Regions from separate parts of the Homo sapiens genome. Here all the other regions are linked to region 2. A link is a contact called in ENCODE Hi-C or POLR2A ChIA-PET data. All regions are on one chromosome and are shown on one strand. The core of a region is the stretch at or near the end of the contact, and the rest is flanking DNA. Distances in the headings are between cores, read along the strand shown.

Evidence for each region. A loop is a pair of places that touch in the nucleus more often than their neighbours do. ChIA-PET counts read pairs that join two places held with the same protein, here RNA polymerase II (POLR2A). Pooled maps may share reads with other maps.
Region 1: a map with no recorded cell type shows a loop between it and region 2 (8-fold over the local background). The contact joins two enhancer-like sites. A Hi-C loop is called at or near these places in 4 of 37 single-sample maps with no recorded cell type and 6 of 50 pooled maps.
Region 3: a pooled map shows a loop between it and region 2 (6-fold over the local background). The contact joins two enhancer-like sites. A Hi-C loop is called at or near these places in 2 of 37 single-sample maps with no recorded cell type and 12 of 50 pooled maps. POLR2A ChIA-PET finds 5 or more read pairs at or near these places in 3 of 52 experiments (activated T-cell, activated naive CD4-positive, alpha-beta T cell and naive thymus-derived CD4-positive, alpha-beta T cell).
Region 4: a map with no recorded cell type shows a loop between it and region 2 (11-fold over the local background). The contact joins two enhancer-like sites. A Hi-C loop is called at or near these places in 14 of 37 single-sample maps with no recorded cell type and 5 of 50 pooled maps.

What each region holds. Positions count from the first base shown.
Region 1 is chr1:101,386,774-101,390,354 of GRCh38, forward strand. No RefSeq gene overlaps it. Among named protein-coding and RNA genes, the nearest start is that of LINC01307, 65 kb to the left of the region's middle. RefSeq lists an enhancer at 158-277. Within about 2 kb of position 2,303, at least 3 of the 41 ENCODE cell types and tissues checked have a DNase peak (open chromatin) inside an H3K27ac peak, as active enhancers do.
Region 2 is chr1:101,177,168-101,180,826 of GRCh38, forward strand. No RefSeq gene overlaps it. Among named protein-coding and RNA genes, the nearest start is that of S1PR1-DT, 58 kb to the right of the region's middle. Within about 2 kb of position 2,129, at least 5 of the 41 ENCODE cell types and tissues checked have a DNase peak (open chromatin) inside an H3K27ac peak, as active enhancers do.
Region 3 is chr1:100,925,333-100,928,951 of GRCh38, forward strand. The region is part of intron 8 of SLC30A7 (solute carrier family 30 member 7); the gene reads left to right. Among named protein-coding and RNA genes, the nearest start is that of SLC30A7, 31 kb to the left of the region's middle. Within about 2 kb of position 2,164, at least 4 of the 41 ENCODE cell types and tissues checked have a DNase peak (open chromatin) inside an H3K27ac peak, as active enhancers do.
Region 4 is chr1:101,405,487-101,409,173 of GRCh38, forward strand. No RefSeq gene overlaps it. Among named protein-coding and RNA genes, the nearest start is that of LINC01307, 83 kb to the left of the region's middle. Within about 2 kb of position 2,330, at least 3 of the 41 ENCODE cell types and tissues checked have a DNase peak (open chromatin) inside an H3K27ac peak, as active enhancers do.

The DNA of each region.
Region 1 (3,581 bases), core at 1,053-3,552, 210 kb after region 2:
GAGGGTACAGGCATTAGGTAAATACAGCCATTCCAAATGGGAGAAATTGGCCAAAACAAAGGGGCTACAGGCCCCATGCAAGTCTGAAATCCAGCAGGGCTGTCAAATCTTAAAGCTCCAAAATGTTCTCCTTTGACTCTGTCTCACATCCAGGTCATGTGAGATGTAAGAGGTAGGTTCCAATAGTCTTGGGCAGCTCTGTCCCTGTGGCTTTGCAGGGTATAGCCCCTCTTCTGGCTGCTTTCATGGGCCGGCATTGAGTGTCTGGCTTTTCCAGGCACACAATGTAAGCAGTCAGTGGATCTACTGTTCTGGGGTCTGGAAGATGGTGGCTCTCTTCTCACAGCTCCACTAGATGGTGCCCCAGTAGGGACTCTGTGTGGGGGCTCTGACCCCACATTTCCCTTTTGCACTGACCTAGCAGAGGTTCTCCACGAGGGCCCTGCCCCTGCAGCAAACTTCTGCCTGGGTATCCAGATGTTTCCATACATCCTCTGAAATCTAGGCAGAGGTTCTCAAACCCCAGTTCTTGACTTGTGTGCACTTGCAGGCCCAACACCATGTGGAAGCTGCCAAGGCTTGGGGCTTCCACCCTCTGAGGCCATGGCCTGAGCTCTGCAATGAACCCTTTCAGCTACAGCTGTAGCAGCTGGAACACAGGGCACCAAGTCCCTAGGCTGCAAACAGCACAAGGACCAAGGGCTCAGCCCATGAAGCCACTTTTTCCTCCTAGGCCTCCAGGCCTGTGATGAGAGGGGCTGCTGTGAAGACTTCTGACATGCTCTGGAGACATTTCCCCATTGTCCTAGGGATTAACATTCAGCTCCTTGTTACATATGCAAATTTCTGCAGCTGGCTTGAATTTCTCCTCAGAAAATGGGATTTTCTTTTCTATCACATTGTCAGGATGCAAATTTTCCAAACATTTATGTTGTTTCCCTTATAAAACTCAATGTCTTTAATAGCACCCAAGTCACCTCTTGAATGCTTTGCTGCTTAACAATTTATTCTGCCAGATACCCTAAATCATCCCTCTCAAGTTCAAAGTTCCACAAATCTGTAGGACGGGGCAAAATGCTGCCAGTCTTTTTGCTAAAACATAACAAGAGTCACCTTTACTCCAGTTCCCAACAAGTTTCTCATCTCCATCTGAGACCACCTCAGGCTGGATTTCATTGTCCATATCATTATCAGCATTTTGGTCAAAGCCATTCAACAACTCTCTAGGGAGTTCCAAACTTTCCCACATTTTCCTGTCTTCTTCTGACCCCTCCAACCTGTTCCAACCCCTGCCTGTTACCCAGTTCCAAAGCCACTTCCACATTTTTGGATATCTTTTCAGCAGTGCCCCACTCTACTGGTACCAATTTACTGTATTAGTTCATTTTCATGCTGCTGATAAAGACATACCTGAGACTAGACAATTTACAAAGGAAACAGGTTTAATGGAAAACTCACAGTTCCACATGGCTGGAGAAGCCTCACAATCATGGTGGAAGGCAAGGAGGAGCAAGACACATCTTACATAGATGGCGGCAGGCAAAGACAGAAAGGAGGGAGCTTGTGTAGAGAAATTCCTGTTTATAAAACCATCAGATCTTGTGAGACCCATTTCCTATCATGAGAACAGCATGGGAAAGACCTGCCTCCATGATTCAATTACCTCCCACTGGGTCCCTCCCACAATACATGGGAATTCAAGATGAGATTTGGGTGGGGACACAGCCAAACCATATCAACAACAAACAACATTACTACAGAGTCCAACAATGATAGACTGAGTCTGCAGATGTCAAGTTCAAGAGTTCTCAAAAGAAGCTGGGGTGAAACAGAATAATTGGATACCCCATTTAGGGCCAAGGGCACTCACCAGAGCGAATGTCTCTGGGGCCTGCTCTGAGAAACATGAGAACTAGGTAAGTTTTTACCCACCCACATTATGATTAGAGAGGGATGGATCCAAATGTATAAATCTGAATGTCAGGTGAAGGGTGGTAGAGAATAAATGACAAGGTTAGAATCCAGGAGGGTGGGAACAGGTTAGAGTCTGTGGTGAGAGATGAGTTAGTGGGATTGGTCGAGCACCCTGGATAAAATTCATGAAGGTTTTGGAGGCCTGTTTCCCATGGTGTTGGCAATGTGGGTCAGGCCTGAAAATGTCAAGATCACATTAGGTTAGAGCATTGGTTCTCATACTTTCATATGCATTAGAATCACCTCAGGGCTTGTTAAACTAAATTGTTGGGCCCCAGTCCCAGGGTTTCTGCTTCAGTAGATCTGGGGTAGGGTTTGAAAATTTGCATTTCTAACAAAGTTTCCAGGTGCTGCTAGTCTGGGGACCTCACTTTGAGAACCACTGGATTAGAGAAACAGCTTGCCAAGGGCTGTTAAACTGGTGTTTTTCAATGTATGGTGTGAGGGCCACCTGCTAAGAATCACTGGTGGAGGCTGTTCAAGATGCTAATCTTCTAAGCTCTATCCCCAGAGGTTTGTGTTAGGGGCCTTGGAGAAGAACCTGCAAATCTACTTTTTTTTTAAAACAAGTTCTCAAGATGATTCTTATGTTGCTATGGTTTGTGAACCACTCTAAGTCATGTGAAGCTCATTTAAACCATCACTTATCTCTGTGTGCTTTGTGTAGTAAGCAGGCTACTGCAGTGACTCATCACCTTTTGTGGCTGCCACAGTGGCATAGAATCAAGCACTGGGGTTTTGGGAGATTGACAGAGAGGGGTTCAGATCCTGTGTGTGCCACATTCTATTTGGGGGATCTTGGACAAAGAGATTTAATCATTCTGGGCTTCAAGTTCATAATCTGAAAGATGGAATAATGAGACAAGTGTTATGTAATAGTCACCTAACATCATGTCTGATTTTTCTTTTTTAATTTACAAAGGGAAGAGGTTTAATTGACTCACAGTTCCACGTGGCTGAGGAGGCCTCACAATCATGGCAGAAGGCAAAGGAGGAGCAAAGTCACGTCTTACCTGGCAGCAGGCAAGAGGATGTCTGATTCTTAGTAAGCCCTCAATAAGCAGTAGCTCCTCTATGATTTCTTCATATTCTTATTTCCAGCAGTATGATATGTATGATATGCCAGTTGACCCACTGAACAGGCATCTTGCCAGAGGCAGTTTCATATGCTGCTTGACTTGAATCAAGAGAAGGCATCAGAGGAACACTATCACAGAAAAAGATTAAAAAGAACTTTGGGACTTAAAAGGCAGAAGGAGAAAAACTATTCTCTGGATAGTGCTGGTGAAAAGTGAGCAGACAGTGAGATATCATTGGAGCTTGTCTTCTGCATGTTTGGTTGTAACTCCTGTCTTCATTCATAATGCCTCACATCTCCTCCTGACACATGGCCGGGACTCTGTTTGTGATGAATGTTTGTACACATGGAGGAGGGAGGTACATATGCTGTACATGCTTAGAGGTAGATACTTACAGGGAGCAGAAGAAGTGTGGGTGGTCAGCCAAAATGAGGAAAATACTTCTGAAACTTAAAACAGACCATGAAATCAAATAAAGCCTGGAAATATTGTAAGTGTGGTCCCCAAATTTAGCACCACTGTGTTGAC
Region 2 (3,659 bases), core at 879-3,378:
TACCCCAACACAGGCCCCTGCGTGTATTGTTCCCCCGCACCATATATCCATGTGTTCCCATCCTTCAGCTCCCACTTATAAGTGAGAACATGCGATGTTTGGTTTTCTGTTCCTGCATTAGTTTGCTGAGAATAACAGCTTCCAGCTCCATCCATGTCCCTGCAAACAACATGATCTTGTTGCTTTTTATGGCTGCATAGTATTATGGACTTTTTTATGATGTAGCTTAGTCTTAATAACATTACTGGTTATTTGTGCATAAGATCTTTCTGATTTAAATCTTTCCCCTAAATATTAAAACAGAAATGGGAAAATTTAATCTTTCTGAAAAGATCTCCTCTTTTTGTCATGTGGTTTTTAATGGCTTTTTATTAATACAGTCTCGAGCAGGGGTCTCCAACCCCCAGGCCACAGATGGGTACCAGTCAGTGCCTGTTAGGAACCATGCAGCACAGTGGGAGGTGAGTGGTGGGAGAGACAGCATTATTGCCTGAGCTCTGCCTCCTGTCAGATCAGGGGCGACATTAGATTTTCATAGCAGCAGGAACTCTATTGTGAACTGCGCATGCGAGAGATCTAGTTTGTGCTCTCCTTATGAGAATCTAATGCCTGATCATCTGAGGTGGAACGGTTTCATCCTGAAACCATTCCCCCAACCCACTCTGTGGAAAAATTGTCTTCTACAAAACCAGTCCCTGGTGCCAAAAAGGTTGGGCATTGCCATTATATATAATAGCTGAAGCGTATATACCAGGACATTTTTTTAAGTTCAAAATATAATTAGAGGCATCTCATTAAGATTTGTTTGTTTGTTTGTGACGGAGTCTCCCTCTGTCGCCAGGCTGGAATGCAGTGGTGCGATCTCAGCTCACTGCAACCTCCGCTTCTCGGGTTCAAGTGATTCTCCTGCTTCAGCCTCCCGAGTGGCTGGGACTACAGGCATGTGCCACCATGCCCAGCTAATTTTTTGTAGTTTTAGTACAGATGGGGTTTCACCACGTTGGCCAGGATGGCCTCGATCTCCTGACCTCGTGATCCTCCTGCCTCGGCCTCCCAAAGTGCTGGGATTACAGGCGTGAGCCACCACTCCTGGCCTAAGGTTTTTTTTTTTGGATTTTTTTTTTTTTAGATGGCCTCACTCTGTTCCCCTAGGCTGGAGTGCCATGGAAAGATCCTAATCTTTTCAAGGCTCACTGCAGCCTTGACCTCTTGGGGTCAAGTGATCCTCCCTGAGTAGCTAGGACCACAGGTGCATCACCTGTCTCAGCCTCCTGAGTAGCTCCTCAGCCTCCTGAGTAGCTAGGACCACAGGTGCATCACCACACCCAGCTAATGTTTTTTATTATTTTGGTACAGACAGGCTCTCCCTATGTTGCCCAGGCCGGCCTCAAACTCCTGGACTCTAGTGATCCTCCTGCCAAGTGCTTTGGGAGCACTTGGCCTCCAAAGTGCTGGTATTATATGTATGAATCACTGTGCCCAGCCCTCATTAAGATTTAAGAGAAGACTTTTACTCCCTGCATGCAATGGCTTATACTCACAAATCTCAGCAAATATCAGTTCTTCAAATGACATGACACTGACAAGAAATGGAAAGAACCGTTAAGAATAATAAAAAAGAGAAAGCTAACTTACAGTGACATAGAAAGAAATGAGACATTTCCAGAGAAGTAGTCAGTTCTTGTGATTATTAATTTTCTTCCTTCTAAACTGACTAATAAATAGCATTTTCAGTTACTTGCACCTTTGAAGCTTTCTGTAGCAGCATTGTTTCCATCACTGTGACATAAGTCTCCTGAGTACAACTCTTAAAATTAACCCTTTTGAGGTTGCCAGTGGTTTCAGTTTCTTTATATTCTTCTGCCTGTCACGCAGAAAAGTAAATCATTTTCTCTAAATTTGTCATCTTTTCTACTCTGTTATAGACCCGTCTTCATATTTTAATTTCCCTTAACTTTTGCAGTCTGAACAAATGAAGAAATCACATTTGTATCTTATTTTAAGTCCTCATCAAAAATTCAATTCCTTTTGGAGTTTTTCAAAAGCTTTCAATAGTGGAGGAGTTATAAGGAGAAGCGAGGTCAGATGGTTGACAGGAAGTGGGTAAAGTGTTTCATTGAGGAAGAGTGTGGGGTTAAAGAACACACAATAAAAGGAGACAAAGGAAGAAGTAGGGCCCCGTGGAAACAAGAGTCATAAAGACATAGAAGTGGAGTGCCAAATGTCTATATTTCTTCACAAAGATGACAAGATTTGAAAATACACGTCAGTGACAGTGGCTGGCAATCAACTACCACGATAGACCATAATGAAAGCCGGGTGGACAAGTATTCATTTCTTTGAAATGAATACTTTGAAATGAATAACTTTGAAAGGCTCAGATAAGGTCTCTGGTGTAAAGGAAAATACTCTACAAAAATTGATGCTTAAATGTACATGGGAGGAGCTTCTGACAATGTTCTATTTCTTGACTTTGTTAATGATCAATTATGCATTTTGGGATGATTCATTGAGTAATACACTAATTTGGGGCACTTTTCTGTGTGAGTGTTATATTTCAATTAAAAATGAAAGAGTAGCAAATAATAAATATTTGGCTTCCAACTTATTCAATTTTGTACTGTGTTCTTTGAGACCATTAGATTACCTAAACCAGTCATTATTTGTGTCTTTCTGAAGAGATCTGGTGATTTTCTTCTAATTCAAATCAACTCAACAAACATTTATCGAGTGGCCAAATGTGCAAGATACAAAAGGTGAAAAACTGCTCAAGAAGCTTACAGTCTAATGGGGAAATATAATGCAACGGGGTTAGAACAACAGCCTGGGCATGTAAATGGTGTCATAGTAAAAATGGGAATTCAGGAGTAGCATGGAAGAAGTAAGAGAAGGTTTTGTTCAGGAGGTGACTTTTGAGCCAATTAGCCAGTTCATACTGAAGTAGAAATTTCCTAATGTAGGAAAAGGCATTTCATACATAGGCGAAAGCATCACCCCACTATTTGTAAGTTACACGTAGATCAGTATTGCCAAGTTGTACACTTCTAGGTGGTATGAGTGGAGAGTTCAGAAGCAGACCTTATTTAAAACATTAGAAAGCCAAGTGCAGTGGCTCACACCTGTAATCCCAGCACTTTGGGAGGATCACTTGAGCCCAGGAGTTTGAAACTAGCCTGGGCAACAAAGTGAGACCCTGCCTCTACAAAAAAATTAAAAAACTAGCCAGGCGTAGTGGTTCACACCTGTTGTCCTGCTACTTGGGAGGCTAGGGCAGGAGGATTGCTTGAACCCAGAAGGTCGAGACTGCAGTGAGCCATGATCACATCACTGCCCTCCAGCCTCAGTGACAGAGCGAGACCCTGTCTCAAAAAAATATATAACAAATAAAATAAATAAGTATATAAAGAAATCATTAGAAGATCAGGCTGGGTGCGGTGGCTCACGCCTGTAATCCCAACACTTTGGGAGGCCAAGGTGGGTGAATCTCTTGAGGCAAGGAGTTCGAAACCAGCCTGGCCAATATGGTGATGCCCTGTCTCTACTAAAACTACAAAAAATTAGCCAGGCCTTGTGGTATGTGCCTGTAATCCTGCCACTCAGGAGACTGAGGTGCAAGAATCACTTAAGCCTTGTAGGTGGAGGTTGCAGTGAGCCGAGAT
Region 3 (3,619 bases), core at 914-3,413, 250 kb before region 2:
AGTTTGGATTTTATTCCAAGTGCAATGGGACACAATAAGGATATTTGTTTTAAAAAATGATTTTGGCTGCTGTGTGGATAATAGATTATAAGGGGGCACAAGTGAGAACAGGCAGACCAGCTAGAAGGCTATTATTTAAAGTGGACCAGGTGAGAGGCCATGGTGGCTTGGTCTTAGGTACTAACCTTAGAAATGGAGAGACACAGAAAAGTTAGAAAATGCTTTGGGGTACAGCTAACAAGATTTGCTTGAGAATATAAATGTGTGGGTCAGGGTTGAGTGAAAGAGGGGAATTAAGGATAGTTTCTAGAGTTTTTAATCTGGGCAACTGAGTGAATGAGGTGTCATTACTAAAAGAGAGGGGACTGGGAGAAAGGTAATGTTTTTATTTTTAAAGAGGACTGTAGATAAAAAATTCTGTTTTGGATATAAGTTTGAGATCTCTCAGACATTGATATGGAGAGTTCAAATAGACAAAGAGTGTACAAATAGGCATTCTTGGGAGCAATCAACTGAACAGAAAGGGTTGAAAATAGTCCACACCTGGATTTAAAGTCATGGAGTGGTTGGTATTCATCTGGCATTGGAATTCATCTAGCATGAATGCCACAATTCCCACCCCTTCTGTTTTCCTGGAAGATATCCCTCAGTATGGTACTCCTGCCTGCTAAAACTGATTTAGCGTCAGGGGCCCTTTCAATATAGTGCTTCAAGCAACCACAACCAGTCAACTACAGTAGGCTTCCAAGGTAAAACTTATTTGTCATCCTTGTCTAGGTCCTACTGACCTACTTATAAACTTCTCTGTAACTTACATAGATACATAGTTTCAGGTCATATGATTGGATTTCTTTTTGTTATTGTTAAGCTTTGATATTTTTATTATTTGCTCTTGTTTTTCTGATAACCAAAGTAATACTTTGCATTGCTATAAAGATATACCTGAGACTGGGTAGTCTATAAAGAAGAGAGGTTTTATTGGCTCACAGTTCCGTAGGCTTTACAGAAAGCATAGTGCTGGCATCTGCTTAGCTCCTGGGGAGGCCTCAGGAATCTTACAGTCATGGTGGAAGGTGAAGGCAGAGCAGGCATGTAGCGTGGTGAAAGAGAGAGAGAGAAAAAACAATGACTAAATCTGGAAATAAGTCACTATTGTGAAGACAGCACCAAGCCATGAGGGATCTGTCCCCATGATCCAAACACCTCCCACCAGGCCCCACCTCCAGCACTGGGGATTACAATTCAGCATGAGTTTTGGGCAGGCACACATATCTAAACTATATTAACATTCTTATTGTGAAAATTTTAAACATTACTGAAATGTATAACTTACCTATTAAAAGGTTCTCATAAGCCCACCCTTTGAAGGTAACAGAAAAGTTTCATGTATCTTAAAATTCAACAAATGTTTTAGTACCCACTCTGTGCCAGGCAAATAGCCTACCCTCATGGAGCTTACATTTTAATAGGGAGACAGTCAATAAAGCAAACGAACATGCAAATAGATAATGGACTGTCAGTTGGTGACAAATGCCATAGAGTAGGCTAAGATGCTATTTTAGAAGGGCTTGGAAAGTCTTCTGCATAGGGTAATATTGGAGCAGAGACTAAATGGTGGAGGAGAGGAATATGGGACTGTTCAGAGGAAGAATATCCCTGGTGAGGGAACTTCAAGTATAAACACACTGAGGCAGGAGCATGCCAGATACAAGGATGACAAGAAGGGCAGTGTAACTGGAGCGCAATGAGCAGGGCAGAGAGTGGTAGATACATGTTTATATATCTGCATCTCTAGAGTTCAGGGAGCAGGTTGGGGTGGAAGATAGAAATTTGGGTGTCATCAGATTATATATGTTGTTTAAAGCCATATTTAATAGACAGTTTATTCTGAGACCGAGTATTGATAGAGGAGGGGAGGCCTGAGAACTGAGCCCTGGGGTTGGTCAGGAGGCAGGTGCAACCAAGAAGAGTAAAGTGGAATGACCAGCGAGGTGGGAAGAAAGATACAACCATATGTTGTTTTAGAAGCCTTGTAAAGAAACCTGTTAAACAGGAAGGACTAATCAACTCTGCTAAATGCTGCTGGGACTAAGAAGAGTGATGAGAATGAAAGCCTGATCAGACAGAGTAGCTTCGAGAGAGAATGGGAGGGGAGGAAATGGAGATAGCAACTAAGTCAACTCCTTTTCAAAGCCTTTTGCTGTAAAGGGGAGCAGTGTGATTGCCTGGCAGCACAGAGGGCCCACTTTGAGGTTTGTGGTCATGAATTTAAAGTGCAAACAACCAGAATAGTTGTGTTTTTCTTCAGTCTTGTTCAGCTACTTGGTAAGAGGTATGGAATAGACAGAGAGTTAGATTTAACAGGTTTGGGGTTTTGTCAGGTGAGTACTGACAGTGAGAAAGGGGCAAGGCAGGGATTAGAGTGGTGAGAAATTAAGATATAAAGGTAATTGATGCATGCTTTAAAAAAAAGTGTTAGGTTCAGTGGTCTAATCCACTTAGTGGCCTAAGATAGGGTCAATCTAATCCACTGAGCCTATCTTCCCTGTTTGGGAAGAAGTATTAAGAATGGAGGTATTAGGGGAATTGATCCAGAAATAGAAAGGGTTGTTCAGATTATGAGATGCTTGGAATTGAGATCTTAAGGCTTAAGGTGTGATTATAGGGGCAGAAGATAAGCTTAGCATATAGAGACCTGATGATGGGTGGATTGCCCACATGGATAATTTAAATCAAGAATAATGAAAAGAGTAGAGGTGGAAAGATAATAAGCCCATTACCAAATTTTTCAGTGACTGAAGGGGGGCAATCAGGAATTGTAACCCTGGTAATCAAGATGGGTAGAGGGTGTAATGATCTAATGGCACGGGCCTTAAGGAAACTGTGCTGTAGGGAAGAAGTAGTAGGAACTGTGATAAATAGTGGTAGTGACAAGCAAGAAGGACATCTGCCTCACCACAAGCCCCAACAGTACTGGAGTGTAGGAGAGAAAACGGCGCTTCTTAATAGTGCTCTAGGGAAGACAGTGCCCTCCATTGGTCAGTTTTCAGGTAGAGCATGAACATGCTATGTGGCTATTTAGAGAAGAGGCTGAGGATTTAATGAAATTGCATATTTAAAAGTAGTTTTTTTAATTATGGGAATAATTATGTTGACAAAGAAACTTGGTAAAATATAGAAAAAGATAAGGAAAAATTACCATAAGAGACCCATGTTAATATTTTTGTGGGTTTTCTTTTGGATTTTTTCTTTTATTCTGAGATTATTTTATTTTATTTTTCATAATATTTTTGTTTGTATTATGCATATGACATATTCTTTGTAAGAAAATTTTTAATAGTTTTCTGATTATAAAATATGATCATGGTAGAAAATTTTGAAAATAGTGGAAAGCATATGAAGTAAAGAAAAACTAGGATCACAACACGCAGAGGTCACATAACCACTGTTAGCAGTATTTCTTTACAATCATTTTTAGGCACATTTTTAAAAAAATTATTGAACTTCTACTATATGTAGATTATTAAGCTTGGTCAGCATCAGAGAGCATTCACAGGTTTCAGATGAAAGGTAATAGTATAGTCATTATTTTAAGTCAATATTAAGTTTTGGATGACTA
Region 4 (3,687 bases), core at 1,080-3,579, 230 kb after region 2:
TCTGAAAGTTATAATATATAAGTGCAATCTGATTCATTCAACATGAAATGCACGGTTTTATAGATAATCATTTTGTCATAGGAGATGTTTCTAATTAATCGTATCACTCATACCAGATGCATCGTTCTCCAGTTTCTAAAATGGAACCTGATTTTTGGCCAGAATAGTATAAGTTTGGTGAGTATAAGTGACAAAAATGTTGTCTTAGCGTGTACAACATACCTTCAACAAATTGTCGTTTGCTTGTTGAAAATCTGGTGGCAACTTCACATCCTGGAAAAGCCTCTGGGGCCCAAATGGTTTTAGTGTTTGTGGGTGAATATGTTATGCCTCACAGAATGTTATGCTTTGTTTGGGTTTGCTTATAGTACTTTAACATAATCTCAAGTTACTCCTTCTTTACTTGCACTACAGAGTGTTCCATATCCCTGCCTCTCTCTCTTGAGCCTCAGTTATGGCATCCTCTGTTTACCTTAACTCCTGTCTTCCTTGCCTCTTGGCCCCAAAGCACTTATTTTGATATAACTCCCATTTAGCATCTGTATGGACATCTTCTGACATTTTTTCTGCCTCCCTAACTAACCTAAATGTTCTTTGAAGGCAAAGGCTGCCTTACTTCACACTAATCATAACATCCTATGCATAGTAAACACTTAGAAAACTGATGCTGATGATATCATCACGTTACTCAAGTTTTCTATTCTGGTCCTTCTCATTGTTTCATTTCATCCCCCTTTATCTCTGGATCAAATTGAAGCTGCTGATTAAATTATTTAAACAAAGCTTTGGCCATGTTGTTTTTTGTTTGTCTTCCCTCCTTTTTTCTTTCCCGTTGGCTGTCCGATATGCATGCTCTTCTTTACTATTGGGCACCAAACCGTATTGCTCCTTAATGTATCTCTGGCCACTTTCTCCAGGTAATCTTGATGAAGTTCCTTTAGCCATTTTCACCTCACCAGGACCATCTAGAGGCCAATTTTATGTTCAGCTTAGTCCTGTAATCATACCTTATTCTTTATTTTGGAAGACAGTGCTCCTGTCTGTGATTGTGGCTGAAAGGCTAATGTTCAACATCCAATTCTTGACATTTTCCTGGGTCATCATGCTCCTTCCTTGGGGTTCCAAATGCTGCTCGCTTGTAGCTCTATTTGGAAATCTTTTGATTCTGCATTGAATTGTAATGCAGAATAAAACATAAAAGTTGGTTATTTCTCTACCCTTATTAGATTTTCAAAATTTTGCAAAAAGAAGGGATGGGCACATCTGTGGCATATCAGCACAGTACTGGGGACTAGCAGTAGGTACTTAATAGATATTTGGAATTAAAACAAAACAATCTTTTCCACCATGGAGCCAAGTTTGTCCTGTGATTAAGGACTATTTCTACAATTCAAAGAGCTGTTCTTAAATAGTAAAGCTGTCATCTTGATTCACTGCCAACCCAAGGCCTTGCTCAAAATGAATGATTTTGCTCCGTATTTCTTAAAGTATATTCTCCTACATTGTTAGAATGATAATCACTAAATACTAAATGCTTCAATAAAGTGTATAATGTGCTTCACATATTGAGAATATATTTATAGGAATCTTTATAATTTAGTTGTATAAGTTGGGCAAGTTAACCTCTTTGTGTCTAGGTTTTTTATTGTGTAAAATGGGGATAAGTATTGTGGACAAGCCTCACAAGTCCTTTTTTTTTTTTAAGTAATTTCTGATAGTTCTACCTTTAATTCCACCACTTTCCTCCATTCACCAAAGATTTGTTATAATATTTCTGCTATTTACAGGATTCTCCAGGTTTTTCCTACAGATGGAGACAGTTCCTACAGTAGAAAGTGGTAATTTATGTGTGACGTGACCACTAGCTGGCCTTACCAATGTGTCTTTTTCATGCTTTAACTGTAGTTGGGTCAAAAGTTGGAAAACTGAGGTGATGAAATCTGTCAGAGAAGCATAGAACTATTATTTTGTGGCAATGTTAAGTGATTTTTAAAAACAGATGTTAATTGAGGTCCAAGCAGTAAATTAGTAGTTAAACCTCCCTTAGGTTTTACAAAGAGAGTTCAAGACTGACTTAAGATCCCTGTCCTGGATTAACATGAAGTGAGACTTAAAATTAGATTGCCAAGAAGGTAATGTATCACCAAAGGGTCAGGTGATATATGACCAAAGGGTCAAGGTGAAAAGAGAAGGTGATATATCACCAAAGAGTCAGGGTGCACCTTGTTTGCAGTGATATTTGTTGGGGCAGCTCTTAAAAACGAGCAAAGGTCAAAGTTGTTAATGAAGCTGACCCCACAGGTGTGAAGCTTGTAGGTTTCAGTTCAGTTTTACCCTTCAGAGATCAGTGACAGCCAGCCCTAGAGGCACCATCTGCAGCCCTATGGGAAAGAGGTCTGATTTAGAACATGTGGGAAAGGAAGAAGTACATTTGAATTTGAAAGTTGACTTAATTATATTCTCTGCTTTCAGAGAGCTTCCCCTTTGCACATCTCACCCTTTTTCTTACCCACGCTGCAGAACTATTTTGGCATATGTTTTACCCCAAATGACTGGTTCCTATTTTCAATTCTGTATCTAGTTGAGAGATACAGATGAGGGGTCAGGAAAGTTATTCTATGGTTTGGAGTCTTGCCAGGCTCAGTTGATATCTTTGACAAGAGCAAGGCTACTGCTCATTTCTGATGTCCCTGTCTGGGGAGCTCAAAGTGCTGTGTAGATGTTGTCTCATTCATTTTACCTGAGGCAAGTTGGAGGCATGCATCAGTGTAAAATTTTCTTTAAAGCTTCATTCATATGAGTAAGAAATAGATAAAAGGAAAATACTGCCTATGAGTCAGAAACAGATATATTTAAGAGATGACACTGAAAAAAGCTAAGGTTTTAATAATATTTTTGCCTTATTCTCTTGGGACAGATGAGGAGGATATAATCACAGGGCAGGTTTCACTGAGGAAGTTGTTATAAAGGGCAAGAATATAGTGCAGTGTTTAGTTTAAAGAGGGCAGCTTATAGCTGTATATCCATTCAATATATCCCAGAAGATTGGCGATAAATTTAAGACAATGTCTCCAAGTTGATTGGGCATATATTTCCAGCTTTGCTGCCTCCATTCTTTTGTTATTGGCCAACAAACCTCCTATTTTAATTTTTTATTTTTGGATAGAATTAACTGGAGACACTGTAGAATCTTAAACTTTTATGATGCTGTTTTTTCTGCCACATTATAAAAGTATTAAATTAAGAATCAACAAATGTAAATTACTTTTTGTTCTGCTGCTGTGAACCTTGAGTGGGAGCAATACTAAGCATCTTAGACCTGAGTTCCTTCATGTATAAAATGAGAAGGAGGAACCATATCACCTCTAAGATCCCTTCCAGCTTTGCAGTTTCCAGAAGTAAGAACATGTTCTATTACCTGCCATGAAGAAGAAAACATGGGAGAATATGGGAATCTTCTTTTCTGAAATCTCCTTTGTATGATTTTTCTTTCTCTCTTTTAAAATCATAGCTATAATTTTAAAAATCTCATTTAAAACTCTCTGTGTTTATTGTAGAAAAAAGTTAGAAAATATAAATAAGCAAAAATAATGTAAGAACTATGCATAATATCACTACTCTTGGATAATTACTGTTAACACTTTGGTAGACATTATTTCTGACTTTCTTTCTGAAAACACACCCATA